Linked DNA regions of Homo sapiens: region 2 is linked to region 1. A link is a contact called in ENCODE Hi-C or POLR2A ChIA-PET data. All regions are on one chromosome and are shown on one strand. Each heading gives the region's core, a stretch centred on a gene start or an enhancer-like site at or near the end of the contact. The rest is flanking DNA. Distances are from core to core; before and after follow the strand shown. Region 1 holds the start of UBAP2 (ubiquitin associated protein 2). Region 2 holds the start of ENHO (energy homeostasis associated).

What was found. Hi-C counts contacts between places; a loop is a spot of excess contacts on that map. ChIA-PET counts read pairs that join two places held with the same protein, here RNA polymerase II (POLR2A). Pooled maps may share reads with other maps.
Region 2: a loop to region 1 is called in a map of naive thymus-derived CD4-positive, alpha-beta T cell, with 11 times the contacts of the local background. The contact joins the promoter of ENHO here to the promoter of UBAP2 in region 1. A Hi-C loop is called at or near these places in 1 of 168 maps with a recorded cell type or tissue (naive thymus-derived CD4-positive, alpha-beta T cell) and 11 of 50 pooled maps. POLR2A ChIA-PET finds 5 or more read pairs at or near these places in 1 of 52 experiments (AG04450).

What each region holds. Positions count from the first base shown.
Region 1 is chr9:34,047,436-34,052,977 of GRCh38, reverse strand. It overlaps UBAP2 (ubiquitin associated protein 2), which reads left to right and starts at 4,091. Exons shown (of 29, transcript NM_001370062.2): 1 at 4,091-4,153. It also overlaps the pseudogene RN7SKP114. RefSeq lists enhancers at 1,557-2,411, 2,412-3,268, 3,459-3,988, 3,269-4,124, 4,125-4,981 and silencers at 4,019-4,108, 4,259-4,308.
Region 2 is chr9:34,519,839-34,524,690 of GRCh38, reverse strand. It overlaps ENHO (energy homeostasis associated), which reads left to right and starts at 1,701. Exons shown (of 2, transcript NM_198573.3): 1 at 1,701-1,914; 2 at 2,835-3,648. The coding sequence starts at 2,996. The coding sequence ends at 3,226. It overlaps DNAI1 (dynein axonemal intermediate chain 1), which reads right to left. Exons shown (of 20, transcript NM_012144.4): 20 at 3,707-4,033. The coding sequence ends at 3,935. RefSeq lists silencers at 1,276-1,645, 1,666-1,775 and an enhancer at 2,405-2,957.

The DNA.
Region 1 (5,542 bases), core at 2,842-5,341:
TTCTTGGTAGGACTTCTTGCTTAATAAATGATAATGTAATAAAAGTAACCAGCACAGTGTCCCTGACACAGAAAAGGCAGATGTTTTTGAAAATGAATTTAACAAGAAATTGAGGCCTGGAGAAGTGACACAGCTTGTACAGGGTCACAGAGCTAACACGTGGTCTCTGGTCTTCCTTTTCATAAAGCTAATCTTTTTTTTTCCTTTTTTTTGAGACAGAATTTTGCTCTTGTTGCTCAGGCTGGAGTGCAATGGTACGATCTCAGCTCACTGCAACCTCCGCCTCCCAGGTTCAAGCAATTCTCCTGCCTCAGCCTCCCGAGTAGCTAGGATTACAGGCATACACTACCATGCCAGGCTAATTTTGGGTTTTTAGTAGAGACAGGCCTTCTCCATGTTGGTCAGGCTGGTCTTGAACTCCCGACTTCAAGTGATCCACCTGCCTCGGCCTCACAAAGTGCTGGGATTACGGATGTGAGCCACTGCGCCCGACCTCATAAAGTTAATCTTCTTTTTTTTTTTTTGAGAGGAATCTTGCTCTGTTGCCAGGCTGGAGTGCACTGGCTCGATCTTGGCTCACTGCAACCTCCGACTCCCGGGTTCAGGTGATTCCCCTGCCTCAGCCTCTGGAGTAGCTGGGACTACAGGTGCGCACCACAGGTGCACCACCACACCTAGCTAGTTTTTGTATTTTTAGTAGAGACGGGGTTTCACCATGTTGGCCAGGATGGTCTCAATCTCTTGACCTTGTGATCCGCCTACCTTGGCCTCCCAAAGTGCTTGGCCACCGCGCTGGGCCAAGTTAATCTTATAATTACGTAAGTTATATACCAGTGCCTTCTCCAAGTAAAAAGCGAAAACGTTAGACTGCAGTCCCTTTGGGCCAGCAACCCCAATCACAAACCTCTTTCCCACCCCTCAGAGCCAGCCACTGTTATCAAGTTTGTATATTCCTTTCAGAATCCTTTTCTCCTGATCTGTCATTTTTTTTCTTTTTGAGGCGGACTTTTGCGCTTGTCACCCAGGCTGGAGGGCAATGGCATGATCTCAGCTTACTGCAACCTCCGCCTTCCAGGTTCAAGTGATTCTCCTGCCTCAGCCTCCCGGGTAGCTGGGATGACAGGCACCCGCCACCATGCCTGGCTAATTTTTGTATTTTTAGTAGAGACGGGGTTTCACCATGTTGGCCAGGCTGGTCTTGAACTCTGGACCTCAGGTGATCCGCCCGCCTTGGCCTCCCAAAGTGTTGGGATTACAGGCATGAGCCACCATGCCTGGCCTGATCTGTCCATTAAGTCTTTGACTCTCAAGGGTGGTTTTTATCTCTGATGCTCCCACACATTTCTATAAAGCAGCAGGGCAAACAGGAGGAAGACGAACAGACAAGACACAATCCTAGCTCATTGTCAAAAGAGGTGAGATAAGATACACCTACACATGAATGGTGATGATGATAAGTTCTGTTTTTTTTTTGTTTTTTTTTTTTTGAGATGGAGTCTCACTCTGCCTCCCAGGCTGGAGTGCAGTGGCACAATTTTGGATCACGACAACCTCTGCCTCCTGGGTTCAAGTGATTCTCCTGCCTCAGCTTCCCAAGTAGCTGGGATTACAGGCGCCCGCCACCACGCCCGGCTAATTTTTTGTATTTTTTTAGTAAAGACAGGGTTTCACCATGTTGGCCAGGCTGGTCACAAACTCCTGACCTCAGGTGATCCACCCACCTTGGCCTCCCAAAGTGCTGGGATTACATGCGTGAGCCATCACGCCCGGCCCAGTTCTGTTTGTTAAAGGCACAGTTTAAGCATTCTTTGTTTTTTTTTTTGTTTGAGACAGAGTCTTGCTCTGTCGAACAGCCTGGAGTGCAGTGGTGCTATCTTGGCTCACTGCAACCTCCACCTCCTGTGTTCAAGTGATTCTCCTACCTCAGCCTCCTGAGTAGCTGGGATTACAGGCGTGTGCCACCACGCCAGGCTATTTTTTTTTTTTTTTTTTGAGACGGAGTCTTGCTCTGTCGCTCAGGCTGGAGTGCAGTGGCGCGATCTCGACCCACTGCAAACTCCGCACGCCATTCTCCTGCCTCAGCCTCCCGAGTAGCTGGGACTACAGGCGCCCGCCACCACGCCCGGCTAATTTTTTTGTATTTTTAGTAGAGACTGGGTTTCACCGTGTTAGCCAGGATGGTCTCGATCTCCTGACCTCGTGATCGGCCCGCCTTGGCCTCCCAAAGTGTTGGGATTACAGGCGTGAGCCACCGCGCCCGGACATTTTTTTGTATTTTTAACAGAGACGGGGTTTCACCGTGTTGGTCAGGCTGGTCTCAAACTCCGTATCTTGTGATCCGCCCTCCTCCGGCTCCCAAAGTGCTGAGATTACAGGTGTGAGCCACCACGCCCGGCAGCATTCTTTAATTCAGATGAATAACAAAGGCTTTATTTGAACTAGATAGGGCTGTTTAAGATGTCAATTGTTTTACTTAATAACTAGCAAATTAGTAATTAGCATAGTGCCCTGTACAAAGTTCAGTATAAGCTAATTTCCCCTTTCTACCTTACTTAGACCTTTTGGGCCCGATGGGTAGAGTGTGAAAATGATTACTGATACTTACTGAGGGTTTATTATGTGTCAAGCAGGCATTTTACATAATCTCATTTAATTTTCACAAGCCGGTGAAGTGTTATTACAGAGGAAAGCTCCAATTGAGATAAGGCATGCCGGGACTGCAAAGTCCTTGTATGTAACTAGCTTGGGATAAAACAGGCCAGTAAGTAGACCTTGAGAGCTTGTTTAGAGGACCTTGAGAGCTTGTTAACACGGGCGTGCAGCTACTCCTATATCCTTGACTTGTCCTCTTCTATGGGGGATGCTCCTCCTTTTCGACCGAATATGCAGCTTCGGGAGGGACGCACATGGAGAGGTGCGGGAGGAAGGGGCCACCCGCCTAGACAGCCAGATCAGCCGAATCAGCCCTGGCGATCTATGGGGTGACAAGATAGCCAGAACGCCCTCACATCCAAACAGGCCAGTAAATGGAAAATACTTTAAAACACCATGCTACAATTATAAACCATCATCTTATTTATTCGTAATTCTTGGAGTTGACAACAGGTCAGATCCTATTGAGAGGAGGTCATTAATTTTCTAAAGACAGAAAACCTGGGTCTCTTCGGTCAACAAACAACTCTAAGGTTCTTTTTTTAAATCCTTAAATAGGGAAAATCCTGGACTCAAGGAGTTGATTATATGATATAACAGAAATAAACGGCTGACTTGGAGTAGGCGTTCAGTAGATTCTAGTCTTTTCACCCAGAAGGGGCTTGGGAGGGCAAAAGTAAAACCGCACTGAAAAAGACTAAAAGTGGGCGCACCTTCCGCCTTGCCGAGGCTCTCGCTGCTAGCCGTTGGCGTTTTCCCGCGCAGGGGGCAGGGCGCAGAGCGAGCCCAGGAACGTGGGAGCGGAACCCCACCCCCCGCCAGGACTACACCTCCCAGCAGGCACCACGCTCCGCCACATGGCGGGCGGCATCCAATGGTATTAGTCCTTCAAGCCAGCTTAGTCCGCTTTCCGTCCCGGCCTTCCCTCGGCTCTAAGGTCTCTAGGGGGTTCGTCTAGAAGCCCGCTGGAGAAAGGCTGCGGTAGGGGTCGCCTTGGCTGTGCAGCATGTTGGGAGTCGTGGTCCCCTCGTGCAACATTTGGGAGGCCAGGCTTGCCCTGAGTGGTTGGACCACATCACGTGATGAGCACAGGGCGGCCACAGGGGAGTAACCTGTGGTGCTTTGTGAGGTCATCACGGCGCGACGACGAGCTGCAGTTGTGGGCACCTTGTATGCGGTGGGTAATACTCTCCTGATGACTCCGAGTACAATACATATTATCAAGTCTCCCTTATTTGTTCCTTTCTGTGGTCCCCACCTCCACGCGGTTGGCTTCGCGGGGTTGGGGTGGAGGTGGTGGCTGGAAGAGGCCGCGCGCCGCCTAGGCTGACTCTGAAGCCGCGCACGAGCGACGTGTTGTGGCTCCTCCTTCGCCCGTGACGCGAGGTCACGTGACGGGTTGGGCAGCCTGTGCCGCCGCCGCCGCTTTGTAAGAGGCACATTGGCAGGTAACGAGCGGCGGCGGCGGCAGCGGGTCTTGGGTCCTCCGAGAGCAGCAGCGGTAATTGCCATCCTCTCCCTCTCCTTCCCTCTTCCAGGGCCCTGAGCGCTGCAGCGTGTGCTTTCTAATTCTGGGTTCAGCTCGTCTGAAACCCCACCGCCTGCAGACTGCCCCGGCGCCCACCCGTGAGGACCGGGCCGAGCTTCACTCGCCAGGTCCACGGTCCCTCTACGTCCAGGCCCGGGCTCCCTCCTTCCTCTTCCCCTCACGTTGCCCTGTGCTTCTTCCTACTTTCCCCCGTCCAGGTCGGCTGGGCCCCACCCAGCCCCAGGGGTGCCTCCCCTCCCCCCTTTCGGGTTTCTGCCCTGGAGGGTGTGGTTTTCTCTCCCACCTCGGTGCCTGCCAGTAGACTGGAGCTTCCCCGCCACGCTGTCGGTCCCATCTCATCACCTTTCCGCTTTCACGCCCGTAGCTAGTCTTGGGACTGGCCCTGTTATAGCCCCAACTTATGCGCTCTCTAACCTTTCCTGGCTTACCCGGAGTCACAGTTCAGTTCTACTTCTTTTCAATTCTGTAGGGCATTGGTCTCAATTGGGACTCAGTTTTCCTCCACACCCGCCGTTCCTGTAGTCTGGTTATATCACAGTTCATTATTTAATGTAGGTTTTTGAGCGCTTTGTAAACGGCAAAGCTCTCTCTGTTAATAATACATACTCAAAATGTTATTCTTTCATTGGTGCATTACAACTCAGTTGTTTGCCTCTGAATCACTTTCCCACTCGGCTTTTCCACATTTTCCCCTGAGTTTTTAGTCTAATTAGTTGCCCACGCATCTCAACTGTCACCACTCTGGTCTCTAATGCTTGCTCGCTTTAGGGGTTGATCCCATCATTATTACTGTTATTTCCTGTTTGATGTAATCCAGTCATTTACTACCACTTCTATTGGATATTGTTTTTACCTCACATTCAAGGAAGGTATATGGTTTGCCAGTATTTAGGCTTATTGTCTTTCTACAGCACCAGTGTATCCTAACAGTTGAGAGATTTTAAAAAATTACTATTAATTTTAGAGATATGGTCTCCATATGTTGCCCAGGCTGGCCTCCAGCTCCTGGGTTTAAGCGATTCTTTCACCTCAGCCTCCTGAGTATCTGGGATTACAGTGTGCACCACGGTGCTCAGCTAGTTGAGGGTTTTTTCAGGTCTCCATAAGGTATCCAAAGATTATCTTTTATTTGAAGGGCATATAATTTCTTGGGTGAACCCAGTTCTTATATTCCTCTTCCGTTGTGACAGCACTTTTTTCAACAAGGGGTATGCGACTAGTTATTGCATTCCTCACTTTTCACTGTGAATTGTGTATCCGTTTTAGTGCCAGTTTGTGAAAGGTGGAAGGAAGTTGAACATGATACCTAAGCTCTCCCGTATCCTACATTGGTGTGTTCCC
Region 2 (4,852 bases), core at 452-2,951, 470 kb before region 1:
ATTCTTCAGTGGCTCCCCACTGTTTTCAGGATAAAATCTGAACTCCTGCAGCTGGGTCACAAAATTCGCTCACATTACACTCAGATGTGCGATGATTTAAGTCTCCTCTGTTTCCTATAACTAGGCTGATCTTTCTCACAATGCCCTCACCCTGCTGGGTAATGGGCAGTGGGGGGGAGCTAAAAGTAATCCACTCTGGTAAACTCTATAGGATCCAATAATTTATTTTAGACAGTCTCTAAGTACTTTGGTAGCTTTGGATGACTCAGTCTTCCCTTTCTTCTTTCAAGATAGCATCTGGATTTACAGGGGTCTTATGTGAATTTCATGGCATTGGATTGGGGGAAGGGGCCTCTTAGTCACATGGTCCTGGGGGTTGTGTCAGCTGGCATTTGCTGAGATGTGATCGATCTGCTATAAATTAGTGAATAACAACCCTGAGAGGTAGCATTACAACCATTTTACAGATGAGGAAGCTGAGGCTAAGAGAGATTTAGTAACTTGCTCAAGATCACAAAGTTAGTAAGTGAACCAGGAATCAATACTGCCCCGATTACAGTAGGCACTTAGTTATATGAGTCTAGGATTCCAGAGAGAAGTTAAGGCTAGACTTGGGAGCACTGGGAGTCTTCATGATATAGCTTCAGGGATGTGATCCTCCAAGGAGAGCATGTAGAGCGGGATGAGAAGACGGCCGGATCAGAATAGGTGACAATCACTGGCCTGTGAAGGTCGGGGAGGACAAGGTCTACCTCACTGCTCCTGTCCAAGCTATCTTCTTCTTAGGGGAGCTTTTAGGATGGCAAGGCAGGATTTCCACCACGCCTGCACCTATTCCAGCCAGGGCAGAACCATCGCTCAGGACACTCCATTTCTGTCCCAGACTCCCCAACAGCCTGGCAGCAAGCCTGCGACCAACACTGGGTAGGAACTCAGTAAATGTGTCCAAAGAACCTGTGTTGCCAGAGATTTTCACACCTCTTAGGGCCAGGGAACCTGGGGCCCTCTAAAGTGGGAATGCAGAGTCCACACCCAGGTGGCAGAGGGAAGTGCGGGACTGCACTATAGGCGGTTCCCTAGGTGAGGAGATTCAGTCTCCTGCCAGGTGTGGGGACGCGGGGCCTTCCTCCGGATGACTTACTTAAGAGACCTCTCCCAGATACAGAGGGGTGGTTTCCTCACATGTGGAAATGCAGAGGCCTTGGCCTTTCTCGGATGTGGGGTGTACAACCCTTCCAGGTGTAGAAGGTGCAAGAAATCCCTACCAGAGGTTAGGCCTTGCCCCCACCCCATCCCCTCTCCCGGGAAGGATCCAGGGCCAGCTACTCCTTCGGCCCTCCTCCCGCCCCGCGCCGGCACGAGAGGCGGGCTGGTCCCCACCTCAGCGCACCACCAATGGTGCGGGAACCGGGGTTCGGCCAGCCAATTGAGTGGCGGCAGCGGCGCTGGGATGGCTCCGCCCCCGGGCCGCAGGCCGCCGGCCTCCCAGGAGGCGAGGCTCTTCGCTGTTTTTGCTGGCCGCCGAGCCCGGCCGAGCCCAGCCGAACGTAGCCGAGCCCAGCCGAGCCCAACCGAACGCAGCCGAGCCCAGCCGAACACCGCGCAGCTCCCGCCGCCGCCGCCCGAGCGCTGCCGAGCGAGCGAGCGCCGCGGCCGCGGAGGAGGTGCGGCCCCAAGGGGAGGAGGTGCCCGCTCACCGCAGACCGCCCGCGGCAGAGGCCGCCCCGGTCGCGCCGCGGCGGGAGCGGCCGGTGGAGGCTGCGCGGCCGAGGGGGAGGGCCGGGGGAGCGGACGTCGCCTCTGCTGGTCTCCCACCTCCCGCCGCCCCCCGCCCGCAGGCTCCCAAGCCTTAGTCGGCGCCGAGCATCCCGCTGCCCCGGACCCTCCCGCGGGCGCGCACCAGGCTCAACTCAGGTAAGAAGGGCCTCCCGCCACGGGCACGGGGGCCAAGAACACGCGACCCGAAGATGGAGATAAAGAGACAGAGACACACTGCCGCGGAGAGAGACGAACACAAAGACAGAGACACAGGAACCACCGAAAAGACCCCACGGAGAAGGGGATAGGGACACGTCCATGGGAACAGAGGGGGATACAGCCTGGAAGAGAGAGAGAGACACAGAGACTGATGCAGAGATACACAGAGACACACTGGTAGAGAAATGAGACATAGAGGAGACATACTCAGAGATGGGGACACACGGAGAGGCAGCCACACACACAGAGGTGGGTGTGCAGAGGCACAGGCACACATCCAACGGAGGGACAGTGAGACACCAGACACACACACACACCTGACCCAGAGAGGCAGCCCCACATAGAGGCACACAGCCCTGGACGCACAGAGCCTGCACATGCCTGCCAGGGCCTCCACAAAGTTCCCTCTGTGCAAGCTGGCGCCTCTGGAGGTCTCCTGGTCGGGCTGGCTGGAGTCCTGGGAGAGAGGAGGCGCCCAGGCCACACCAGAGCTGCTTACAACCCCCATCCTTTTGGGCTGGGGGCTTCCTGGATCCCACCCACCAACAGAGGGCTTTTGAGGGCTGCAAGCTTGGTGGGCAGGACCAGGGCATGCCCACCAGGTCTAAGGAGAATGAGATGACGGCTGCCTACTGCAGCTTCCCCACGGTGGCTACACACTCATTCAGGTGGCCAGAACCAAGCCTGTGGATGGGGGTGATGGCTCTGTGGGGTATTCGAGCCTGTTGGGACCCAAGGTCTTTCACCAGGGAGGCCAGAAATGTGGGAGGGAGGCTCTCTTCCCTACCTCTCTCCTCCTAGGCCTCACCCCACCCTTCCTCCTCACCACCCTCTCCTTTACTGTATACCCCCAACAGGCTCAGGACTGCAGGTAGACATCTCCACTGCCCAGGAATCACTGAGCGTGCAGACAGCACAGCCTCCTCTGAAGGCCGGCCATACCAGAGTCCTGCCTCGGCATGGGCCTCACCATTGAGGCAGCTCCACTGTCTGTGCTGGTCTGAGGGTGCTGCCTGTCATGGGGGCAGCCATCTCCCAGGGGGCCCTCATCGCCATCGTCTGCAACGGTCTCGTGGGCTTCTTGCTGCTGCTGCTCTGGGTCATCCTCTGCTGGGCCTGCCATTCTCGCTCTGCCGACGTTGACTCTCTCTCTGAATCCAGTCCCAACTCCAGCCCTGGCCCCTGTCCTGAGAAGGCCCCACCACCCCAGAAGCCCAGCCATGAAGGCAGCTACCTGCTGCAGCCCTGAAGGCCCCTGGCCTAGCCTGGAGCCCAGGACCTAAGTCCACCTCACCTAGAGCCTGGAATTAGGATCCCAGAGTTCAGCCAGCCTGGGGTCCAGAACTCAAGAGTCCGCCTGCTTGGAGCTGGACCCAGCGGCCCAGAGTCTAGCCAGCTTGGCTCCAATAGGAGCTCAGTGGCCCTAAGGAGATGGGCCTGGGGTGGGGGCTTATGAGTTGGTGCTAGAGCCAGGGCCATCTGGACTATGCTCCATCCCAAGGGCCAAGGGTCAGGGGCCGGGTCCACTCTTTCCCTAGGCTGAGCACCTCTAGGCCCTCTAGGCTGGGGAAGCAAACTGGAACCCATGGCAATAATAGGAGGGTGTCCAGGCTGGGCCCCTCCCCTGGTCCTCCCAGTGTTTGCTGGATAATAAATGGAACTATGGCTCTACCCTGAGGTTTTCTTCTCTTCCTGAGGGCCCTGTGGTAGCACAATTAAAGGTGTGGGGTGGGTTTCTACACAGGTTTATTTGTGCAAAGTTAGAGGGGTAATGGTGGTTGAAGACCAAGTCCTGGGGTAAGGTGCTGGGACCTTAAGGAACAGAACAAGAAGGGAAGATGCTGGGACCTGATCAGGAGTGGGGTCACATGCTGGGTGCTAAGGCTGGGCTGGGTACCAGGGTCAAGCCCTAGGAGTACTGTATTCAAGCGATGGGACAGAGACTGAGGCCAGCCCCTCAGGTCTTGATTTTCACTTCCCTCACCAGGTTCAGCAGTTTGTCCAGTTTCGCAATCTCCACAGCTGGACCCTTCTGCACCTCCTGCCCCTTCTTTTCCTGGGGAGAGGGAAAGTATACATGAGGGAGGAATGGTGGGCCCCCCCTCTCTGGGTCCCAGCACCACCTCCTCTGCCCAGCCTGTCCAGCTGTGCCCTACCCCTCCCCTGCCCAGTAAATTCTGGATCCCTGCCTCCCCTCTCCCTGACACGATCATTCCCCAACTCGGGTTAGGTGACACAGGGGCTCAGCTGACAGCTTGCAAAAAGGAGTCCAGCTCTGGCTTGAACCTCAGATGGACATGGGGTCTTGATGCTTGTGGGAGTGGGAAAAGGCATCCATTCCCTGACCCTCAGGGGAACAACCTTCCAGGCCAGGGAAATCCAGCTCTGCGAAGGCGGGGGGCTGACTGCTGGCACCATCCTTACCATGGGAAGGTCCCTGGCCGAGACCTATCAAGGAGCTAATGGGTATGTGTTTGGGGAGGGAGGGGCTGTGGACAGAGCCTCAGGGGCCCGGACCTCACCTAGTCCTCTCACCTGATGCCTTCAGGTCAGGTTGGCAGTGGGTGCTATTTGGGGCGAGACCTGCTGTGTCAGACATACCCAGGGTTGGGAAGAGTGTCAAGAGACCCATAAGGGCAGAGGGAATAGTCCATGTGACTCCAGGTGTCGTTGGCTGAGGTTGTCCTTTAGAAGACCAGATCCTGAGTTTATGACCCAACACCCTACCTGCAAAGCACTCCAATCCTTCCATTATAAGTTGGACACTGGAGTGTGTGTCACCCACAGGTCCTGAGAACTCCTTGGCAGACCAGCACCAGTCCCACCCTCCCTGCTGTCCAGGCAGGGGGGTGAGGGCTGTGCTGGGGCAGGCTGG